Linked DNA regions of Homo sapiens: region 2 is linked to region 1. The links are chromatin loops, found by intact Hi-C in ENCODE. Cell type or tissue: PC-9. All regions are shown on one strand. Each heading gives the region's core, and the rest is flanking DNA. Links, peaks and the distances in the headings are about the cores only.

What was found. Hi-C counts contacts between places; a loop is a spot of excess contacts. Peaks named below come from ENCODE experiments on the same cell type or tissue, not always from the same donor. Only the 100,000 strongest peaks of a DNase experiment are listed, where the experiment ranks them.
Region 2: it touches region 1 in a loop (12-fold over the local background); 3 of 110 quality-filtered maps call a loop at or near these places.

What each region holds. Positions count from the first base shown.
Region 1 is chr18:12,090,720-12,096,083 of GRCh38, reverse strand. It overlaps ANKRD62 (ankyrin repeat domain 62), which reads right to left and starts at 2,241. Exons shown (of 14, transcript NM_001277333.2): 1 at 1,849-2,241; 2 at 799-913; 3 at 474-647. The coding sequence starts at 2,066. It also overlaps the pseudogene LOC100533852. In PC-9, for the core only: CTCF peaks have their summits at 2,955 and 3,155 (motif pointing left); no DNase peak of the experiment used is centred there.
Region 2 is chr18:12,269,171-12,274,534 of GRCh38, reverse strand. CIDEA (cell death inducing DFFA like effector a) reads right to left here. Exons shown (of 5, transcript NM_001279.4): 4 at 261-442. Among named protein-coding and RNA genes, the nearest start is that of CIDEA, 17 kb to the right of the region's middle. RefSeq lists a silencer at 2,514-2,693. In PC-9, for the core only: a CTCF peak has its summit at 2,605; DNase peaks (open chromatin) are centred at 2,474 and 2,704; H3K4me3 peaks cover 552 bases; H3K27ac peaks cover 617 bases.

The DNA of each region.
Region 1 (5,364 bases), core at 160-5,159:
AAAGCAATCCCTTCCTTCTCACTCCACTGTGCTTGCCCACATGTTGCTCCTTCCCTTTCAGATACCCCTCCTAGGGTGTCTGGAAGGCACAGTAGCAGACTGGAGCACATATGCCTCACATAAAGGGATAACCGCTGCACAGCATACTCAACAGTGATATGAGCTCAAGGGAATCCAGATGTGATCCTTTAAGAGAAGCCTGAAATCTAGACATGTGTATGAGTTTCCTAAATTTTACATGTTGACACAGCTTATGGAGGTAAACTAACCTAAATCTATGGGACACATTTAGACTACAGACCTCGTGTTTTCATATTTGTTATGAATGTATTTTTAAATAGTTGTATGTAAAGCAAATATTTGCACGTAATATATTTCCTTCTAGTTTCAGATGTTTTACTAAAAAAAATCATATGTCAATGGTAAAACAAATATACTTGAAATACTTTGAAAAGAACATTGGTTGATCATACCTGGCTTCTTGCTTCAATATCTGCACCATATGCAAGCAGTTTTCTTGCCATTGATATATTCTCATTATCAATGGCATAGTGCAGAGCAGTGTTGCCATACATATCTCTAACATTTGGGTTGGCGCCATGTTCCAGCAGGATGGATGCACAAACTTCTTCTTGACATTGTACAGCCTGTCAGTATTAGACCAAGAAATAGACTGTAAATTCTAGGAAATCTTCCACAGGATTCACCAACTAGTCACATTTCAATGAGGTGAATTAATTTTATTCTGTGAATTTAAATTAAATCCATCCCATGCTGAAAGAGTTGGCTACCATATACCTTGATCAGAGCTGTCCTGTTTTCACTGTCAGTGAGGTTAAGCTGGCATTTTCTGGCCACCAGGTCAGCTACCACTCCTGGACGGCCATGGGCACACGCCAAAAGTAGAGCAGTCCTGTGAGAATGAGAGGTCGCTTTAGGCAATTGTAGTGCACAGTCCCAAAACATACAACGACGCATGCAATTGTAAACATCCAATAGTATGTTATCCCTCTGCCTTCAGAACAAATAGTTACTTTTCTTGTGAAGAAAGGCAAGGTTTCCACATCCCAGGTGCTGCTGAGGCTGCCAGGGTAGAAAGCCCAGTGCCCTTGGTGACAACACTCACCCCACCCCCACCCCCACCCTTGCATCGTACCCACATCCTACCCAACTCTACCCCCAACCAGTCCCCTCACTCCATCCAACCCCCACCCCAGCCAACCCTCACTCCACTCGACTCCCCACCACAGTCCCTCACCCAACTCTACCCCCCACCACAGTCCCCAACCCCACCCACCCCCACACCAGTCCTGCACTCCATCCAACCCCCACCCAACTCCACTTCCCACCAGTCTCCCACCCAACTCTACCCCCACCACAGTCCCCCCAACATCCAACGCCCCCAGCCACTCCCCACCACAGTCCCCCACCCCATCCCACCCCCCACCAGTCCTCCACCCCAACCCACCCTCACTCCACTCCCCACCACAGTCCCTCACCCAACTCTACCCCCACCACAGTCCCCCATCACATCCAACGCCCCCCAGCCACTCCCCACCAGTCCCCCAACCCATCCCACCCCCCACCACAGTCCTCCACCCCTTCCAACCCCCACCCAACTCCACTTCCTACCACAGTCCCCCACCCAACTCTACCCCCACCACAGTCCCCCATCACATCCAACGCCCCCCAGCCACTCCCCACCACAGTCCCCCACCCCACCCACCCTCACCTGACTTCCACCCCACCCACGCCTTCACCCCACACCGTATCTCCCCTACCCCGAAACCAGGAACAGGGGCTTCTCCCATATCCCCAGGCCTCCTCCCGGCTTCCTGTTCCCCTTACCTGTTCTTCTTGTCCCTGTCGTTCAAGTCATTCAGCCTGAGCAAGATGCTCTCCATCACCTTGTTCACATCACCTGCGATGGCAGCTTTGTGGATCATGCCCAGATCCTTCTGCCGGACTCGGTACCCGGGATTTGAGAAGCCATCCTTGTCACGATTCTTCCTCCAGGTAGCCATGCGTCTCCTGCAGGCCGCCAGGAACGACCCCCTGACCTCCATCCTGAAGCCAGAGATCTTCTCCCAGGCTGAGGAACGGCTTTAAGACACCTCAGCTCCCACTCGTTTTCTGCCTCTCTGGAGCGCAGCACCAGCACGTAACCAGGTCCAGCCGCAACCTCCGTCAGGGACACTCCAGTCTCCAGCTGCTCGGAGGAGCACCTAGCCCAGCAGAGCCGTTAGGCACCAGCGCGCATGTGCACCTCAGCCGGCCCACGAGGCCATCCGCGGAGAAACAGCCCTGAGCCTCGCGCCCTCCATTCGCGGGCGCCACGTGGTGGCGCACCCGCCCTCCCCCCACCTCCCACCGCCCCCCGCCTCCCCGGCCAGAACCCTTAGGCACCAGGGCACATGCGCACCTCAGCCTGCCCGCGAGGCCCTTCGCGGGAGCTGCGCACTCTCGCGAGCGCCGCCTGCTGGCTGGCTCACGCCTGTGATTCCAGCACTTTGGGAGGCCGAGGCAGGCGGATCACGAGGTCAAAAGATCGAGACCATCCTGGCTAACACGGTGAAACCCCGTCTCTACTAAAAATACAAAAAATTAGCCGGTCGTGGTGCCGGGCGCCTGTAGTCCCAGCTACTTGGGAGGCTGAGGCAGGAGAATGGCGTGAACCTGGGAGGCGGAGCTTGCAGGGAACCGAGATCACGCCACTGCACTCCAGCCTGGGTGACAAAGCGAGACTCCGTCTGGAAAAAAAAAAAAAAAGAGCCAGGCTTTTAGTGCCCGGCAGGGACTCAGGAGGAAGCCGCAGAGCCATAGATCTGCCTTGGTTGGTTCTGCCCTAACTTTGCCCTGTGCTACCCTGGGCCTGTTCTACCCTGCCCTGCCCTGCCCTGCCTTTGGCTCTGCCCTGATCCTGCTTTGGCCCTCACACTGGCCCTAGTGCAGACCTGGCCCTAGCCCTAGCCTTGGCCCCGCACGGCCATAGCCCTAGCCCCCTCCAGGACCCCTCCCCAGTGCCAGCTGCAGGCCCTGGAGATGCTGCAGTGAGCCCGAGAGTACAACGCTCTTCAGCCTGGTGTGGCACGGCACAGCGCAGCGCCCAGGCCCTACTCAACTATGGTGTCACCACGGACGCCAGCACACTGCTGGCGGGACAATGCCACCTGCTGGAGCAGGACGAGAACAGAGACACGCCACTATACCTGTCCATCATCCATGGGCCGACCAGGGTCATCAAGCACATAGCCCATGTCATCTACCACACCCAGCACCTTGGCATCGTCAACCTCACCAACCACCTGCACCAGACACCCCTGCACCTGGCAGTGATCACCAGGCAGATGAGGGTGGTGAGCTTTCTGCTTCAGGTGGATGCAGACCCAGCACTGCTGATTGGCATGGAGACTCAGCCATGCACCTGGCACTGCAGGCAGGCCCTGGTGCCTCTGAGCTGCTGCATGCACTGCTTTGGAGTGGAGCTCCCGCTGTGCCTCGGCTGTTGCACATGCCTGACTTTGCAGTACACCTGGCGGCCCAAGCCCAAAGCCCCAAGTGCCTGGATCTGCTGGTGGACAGTGGGGCTGAAGTGGAGGCCACAGAGTAGCAGGGGGCCAAACAGCCTTGCATCTAGCCACAGAGATGGAGGAGCTGGGGTTGGTCACCCATCTGGTCACCAAGCTTCGGGCCAATGGGAATGCTCACACCTTTGTGGGAAACACACCCCTGCACCTGGCAGCTGGACTGGAGTCCCCAACCCTCACCCTCCTTCTGAAGGCTAGTGCTGACATCTATGCTGAGAATGAGGAGCCCCTGTGCCCACTGCCCTCACCCCCTACCTCTGATAACGACTGGGACTCAGAGGGGCCTGAGAAGGACACCCAAAGCAGCTTCCAGGGCCACACGCCTCGACCTTATCCACAGCACCAAGGTGAAGACCTTGCTGCTAAATGCCACTCTGAACACCATGGAGCTAGCTGCCCCTGACCCCACCCAGCCCTGCAGGGCCAGGGCTGTCACTTGGTGACACAGCCCTGCAGAACCTGGAGCAGCTGCTAGATGGGCCAGAAGCCCAGGGCAGCTGGGCAGAGCTGGCAGAGCGGCTGGGGCTGCGCAGCCTGGTGGACATGTACCAACAGACGGCCTCGCCCAGTGACAGCCTCCTGCACAGCTATGAGCTGGCTGGCGAGGACTTGGCAGGTCTGCTGGAGGCGCTGTCTGGCATTGGCCTAGAGGAGGGAGTGAGGCTGCTGAGGGGTCCAGAGACCTGAGACAAGCTGCCCAGCACAGCAGAGATGAAGGAAGACGGGGGTACGGGAGCCAATCAGTGGAGCAGGAGGCAGAGAAGCTGGCCCACCCCCTGAGCCACCAGGAGGCCTCTGCCATGGGCACCCCCAGCTTCAGGTGCACTGACCTGCTGCCTGGCCCCAGCCCCCTTCCCGGACCCCCCTGTACAGCATCCCCACCTATTTCAAATCTTAAATTTAACACCCCACACCCACCCCTCAGTTGGGACAAATAAAGGTTTCTAATGGGAAGGGAAGGACCCCTCCTTCCCAACTTTGGAAAAAAAAGCCAGGCGTTTCCCCAACCCCTCATGCTCTGGCCAATCCACCTGTGTTCCTCAATCAGCCCGGGCTCCTGGAACACAGCCTGCTCTGCCTGCGCGCAGGGGCAGGGGCCTCCTGGAGCCTCCTTCTCTACCCCACTCCCTGTCCCTAGACAGACTTTCCATCAGTCAAAGCTCCACCGGGCAGGAGAGCAGAGCCCCAGCTCTGGTTACCAGAGATGGGAGGTGGAAGAGAAGACTTGAACAGGGACCAGAAACAGGTACAAAGTAACACTCAGATGACAGGGAGGAATTCCGCTCTTCTGTTCCACAGCAGAGTGATGACAGTTCATGGCATCATTGCACCTCTTTCCAAAAAGCTTGAAAAGGAGGATTCAGAATGTTCTCATCAGAAAGAAATTTTCTTTTTCTTTTTCTTTTTTTTTCTTGAGACGGAGTCTTGCTCAGTCACCCAGGCTGGAGTGCAGTGGCCAATCTTGGCTCACTACAACCTTCGCCTCCCAGGTTCAAGTAATTCTGCTGCCTCAGCCTCCTGAGTAGCTGGGATTACAGGCACGCACCACCACACCTGGCTAATTTTTGTATTTTTAGTAGAGATGGGGTTTCACCATGTTGGTCAGGCTGGTCTCAAACTCCTGACCTCATGATCTGCCTGCCTCGGCCTCCCAAAGTGCTGGGATTACAGGCATGAGCCACTGTGCCCGGCCTCCACAAAGAGATTTTCACAGCGGTATGAGGTCATGGAGACACTCAATAGCATGATGTCATCATTCCACAGTGTACGCGTGGAC
Region 2 (5,364 bases), core at 139-5,138, 180 kb before region 1:
TCTTTATATTTATTATTTAGCTTTTGTTTCTAATGAATAGTTAGTGGTCTTTGGAAGAAATAAATCTGTTTTGGCTTGAGATTTTCTGTTGTGTGAGATGAGCCTGTGGGATAAGAGTTGACCTCCAGACAACATTACTCCAACTGCCCCTAACAGTGCTAGCCGGCCTGGGAGCCCAGAGGAACAGGGTGGGGACTGCTGCCTGTGCCACACCCTGTGCAGTCTGCAGACCCCCGGAGGTGACCCCTGGAGTGTGTTACCTCAGCAGGCCCTTGAGTCCCGTGCACCGGATGTCGTAGGACACGGAGTACATCTCATACATGGTGGCCTTCACGTTAAGGCAGCCGATGAAGTCCTTGGGGTTCAGCCTGTACAAGTCGAAGGTGACTCTCGCTATTCCCGACCTCTTCGGCGGCGAGCAAGTGGGGACGTGCTGGCTGCCCTGTGACAATGGGGGGAGGGGCAGGCTTCAGGAGCCTTCCTAACCCTCCCACGTCATCACTCTGCTCTTATGCCAGCTTCAGATTCTCCTATGTGTCTGTTTAAGGTCTGTGAGCGGCTCCGTGGCTAATCGATAGAGAGATGCTTTCAGCAGGACCCATTTGCACACACTACGACTGTGTCCAATTAGCCACGAGGCGTCTGTCCCTGATCTGCCTTCAGTTCCGGACTCAGGGTGAGTCTGGTGTGGCGTCAGGGCCTGGATTTTAGGACCCCGTTGCTCAGTGGATAGATGTGCCCTGATGAGTGGTGGGGACCCACTCGCCCTGGAGGCCACCATGGTTACCTGGTGACAAAAGAATCTCATCTCATCACTGTAACACAGTTATGGTAATGGAGAAGCAGGCAGCATTGGTTCAATTTTATGGGGGCTACTGGGTGGAAAGTACCAGAATCATATGGCTGAAGTGAGGGCAGAGTGGGCACCTTCCCAGAGCACCTCTGTGTTTTAATAACCCCCCAGGGTTGAGAGCGGACTCCATGGGGAAGCCCAAAGCCATGCAGCAGAACCCCTGGGTGGGAGGAGACCCCCCTGGGTGGGAGGAGGAAGTCAGTGACCTCTACACATCCCAGGTTTATAAACAGCACCGGAACAGAATTTTCCCCACAAAATGGTTTAAAAATATGAGAGCAAAGCTGCCCCCAGTACAAATGACAGGCCAGGAGCTGTTCTTTCTGAGTGGCTTGTGCCACATACAGATCTTGCAGCACTCAGGATTCGGGTCTACACAGGGTTACTAGGTCTTGTGAGCCTTCGAGGTTGGGAGCCGCTGAAGCTGTGAATGGTAAATTCACCAATGACAGTGACCTCATGAATGGGAACTTAAAATGTAAATACCCCTAAAATTACCCAAACCCTCCTCGCCGTGGCCAGCCTTCTTTATTCCCCTGTCCCACCATACAGACAAACCCACCTGTGGTTCCAGTTGTAGCCTCTAATTCGGATCATACAGAATTTGTTTGAATAGATCTGGGGTATGTATGGATTAGGAATCTGTCAACTAAAAGCTCTCCCTCCTGTGACACTTTAAAAATATAAGAGAGCAAAGCTGCCCCAAGGTACAAATATCAGGCATTTGTCTTTGACTTGAATTTGTCTTTCAGGAAACATTTTGTGGCCAGGCACAGTGGCTCATGCCTGTAGTCTCAGCACTTTTGGAGGCTGGGGCAGGAGCACCCCTTGAACAGGGCAGGAGGTTGAGGCTGCAGTGAGCTATGATTGTGCTACTGCCCTCCAGACTGGATGACAGAGCAAGACCTTGTCAAAAAAAAAAGAAGGAAAAAGAAAATAAAATTTTGTGAGGTGGAATCTCGGGTGAGGTTGACTTCATCATCCTTTTCTAAGCGGTTGTAGCTCCCTCTTATTACTTTAAAAATCAAAGCTGAGGCCGGGCACAGTGGCTCACACCTGTAATCCCAGCACTTTGGGAGGCCAAGAGGAGCAGGTGACCTGAGGTCAGGAGTTTGAGACTAGCCTGGTCAACATGGCGAAACCCCGTCTCTACTAAAAATACAAAAATTAGCCGGGCATGGTGGTGCACACCTGTAATCCCAGCATTTTGGGAGGCCGAGACGAGCAGATGACCTGAGGTCAGGAGTTTGAGATCAGCCTGGCCAACATGGCGAAACCCTGTCTCTACTAAAAATACAAAAATTAGCCAGGCATGGTGGTGCACGCCTGTAATCCCAGCTACTCAGAAGGCTGAGGCAGGAGAAGCACTTGAACCTGGGAGGTAGAGGTTGCAGTGAGCCGAGATCGCGCCACTGCACTCCAGCCTGGGCGACAGAGTGAGGCTCCATCTCAAAACAAACGAACAAACAAAAAAACCCAACCAAACAACAACAACAACAACAACAACAACCCCCCCCCAACCCCCCCCCCCCACACACACACTCAAAGCTGAGGCTGAGGCCGTTTTCTCTCAGCGGCCTCTTGGGGGCGCCAGCGAGCCCTCAGCCGGGAAACGTGTTTGGAAAGCTCAGATCCTGGCATCAGAGAGGGCTTCTCCTCCCGTCCCGCGCCTCTTTTTCCGAGCCTCACATCCCTTTCTGACTTTTGAAAGTTTTAATTTTACTCTCCCTAAATGTCTCCAGTCTTGGTTAAAATTATGACGCCCTCCCGCCGCGGATCCGCTGGGGCCTCGCCGGGCGGGGGCTGCGGGGCCGCGCTCTTCCTGAGGGCGCTGGGACCGGGGAGCGAGACACCTGCTGGCGGCTTCCTGCTCCAGCGTTCTGGTCTCAGTCTAAACTGGTTTTGCCCAGAAAGGCCTACAGGTGGCTGGGATCCAGGGAGGTGGTTGCGCAGCCGAAACGGGGGCCGCGAGCCCCCTGGAGCGCGTGGCCGGCGGTGGCATCTACACCCGTGGCATCGACCGCCCCCACCACCCTGCCCTGCAACCAGGTTCCCAGCGCCCACCACCAACTCCTCCCTGTTAGCTGAGTGTCTCCTTTAGAAAAACAAACCCGCCTTTCCCATCTCCTACTGCTGCTGTAACAAACGACCAGAACCTCAGTGGCATGAAACCCACACACCAATGCTGTCCCACTGCCGAGGTCAGAGTCAAAGCCAGGGCGCAGGGCCGCCGTGGGGGCTGCGGGGCAGGCCCGGCCCCTCGCTTTTCCCGGCTTCTTGGGCGCCTGCCTTGGTGGGTACCCCACATCTCTCCTCCTCCTCTGCCTCTGGCCTTCATGCTCACCTGCCTCCCTCTCATAAGGACCCTTGTGAAGACTTCGGCCTCTACCCAGATGATCCAGGACAAACCCCACCCCAACCCCGCCCCAGTAACCTTCACTTAATCCCATCTGCCACGGCTGAGGATTAAGACAGGGGCGTCTGTCCGGCCGCCTGGGCTCACGCCTGTAATCCTAGCACGGTGGGAGGCCGAGGTGGGTGGATCGCCTGAGGTCAGGAGTTTGAGACCAGCCTGGCCAACATGGCGAAACCCCGTCTCTACTAATAATACAAAAATTAGCCGGGCGTGGTGGTGGGCGCCTGTAATCCCAGCTACTCGGGAGGCTGAGGCAGGAGAATTACTTGAACCCTGGAGGTGGAGGTTGCAGTGAGCCCAGATCACGCCATTGCACTCCCTCCTGGGCGACAAAAGCAAAACTGTCTCAAAAAAAAAAAAAAAAAAAAAAAGAAAAGAAAAAGAAAAAGAAAAGAAAACAAACAGAGGTGTCTGTGGTCTGTGGGGGCATTATTTTTGCTGTTACACTTTCCTCAAGCAAAAAGCCATGCAGACCAATATTTGCTTTAAATGATTTGTCTAATTCACCCCACAATTAATAGTCTCATCTACAGACATCTCCCCACCTGCTTTTTTTTTTTTTTTTTTTTTTTTTTTTGTGAGACGGAGTCTTGCTCTGTCGCCCAGGCTGGAGTGCATTGGTGCTATCTCAGCTCACTGCACCTCCAACTCCCAGGTTCGAACAATTATCTGCCTCAACCTCCCAAGTAGCTGGGATTACAGGTGCCTACCAGCATGCTTGTCTAATTTTTGTATTTTTAGTAAAGACGGGGTTTCACCCCGTGGGCCAGGCTGGTCTTGAACTCCTGACCTTGTGATCCACCCACCTTGGCCTCCCAAAGTGCTGGGATTACAGGTGTGAGCCACTGCGCCCAGCCCTCATCTACATTAAAGATTACATTTTATTCTAAATATTATGCTTTTATAATTGGTCTGTGGTTTCTTTCCCAGTCAGGAAAATTGTGAGGTTATATATATAATATATATGTATATGTATAATATATGTAGAAGTAAGGGACAGAAAGACGTAAAATGAAACCTACACACTGCCATCCCTTAGAGACCCCATCCACCTCCCACATCTCCCCTCCTCTCAAGAGGTTTTTATGCCATGCGTTTTCCCCTTACTTTTCTCTATTTTTAGCACATGTGTATCTCAAACATTATATTGTTAATTTTGCATATTTTTGAATTATCTGTAAATGATTTGATGTGGAGTTTATCAAAGTGTAATCTGGAGACATCCAGGAATCCTGAGGCCCTATTAAGGGACTGAGAGGTCAAAACTAGGCCAAGCACGGTGGCTTATGCCCGTAATCCCAACATTTTGGGAGGCTGAGGCAGGTGGATCACTTGAGCCCAGGAGTTCAAGATTAGCCTGGGCAACATGGAGAAATCCCATCTCTAAAAAAATACAAGCATTTAGCTGGGTGTGGTGACATGCACCGGTAGTCCCAATTACTTGGGAGGAGGAGGTGGCAGGATCCCTTGAGCCCAGGAGGTGAAGGCTGCAGTGAACCAAGATAACGCCACTGCACTCCAGCCCGGGTGACAGAGCAAACCCTGCCTCGAAAAAAAAGAAAAAGAGAAAGAAAGGCCATAATAAACAGTAAGATGCAGTTTGCCTTCTTTGTTCTCACAAGAAGTGCTGTTTCCACAGCACATTTGGAAAACCTGCATAACTCAGTGAATCAGTTTTTCTCAATGACCAACGCCTGCTGTTACAAAATCATCCCCAGGAAAAAGGTCCATTCAAAATGGAAGACGGACTGATGGATTCACTGTAACAGAGGAGGCCAACTTCACTGGTATACCTTCAGATTACACGCTGCATCTGACCTTTCTGAAAACACCTCAACTCACTATTCTGAAACCATGACTTGGTGAGTTCTGGCATAATATAAAAAAAAGAATATCCTCAGTTATCTGAATAGGCTATTAAAATCCTCCTCCTTTCCCAGCTGCATATCTGTGTCAGGATGGATTTTCTTCATACTTCCATCAAAACAATATGTTACAACAGACTGAATATAAAGAAGCAGATATAAGAATCTTCTATTAAGCCAGACATTAAAGAAATTTACAAAAATGTAAAAAATGCCGTTCCTCCATCTTT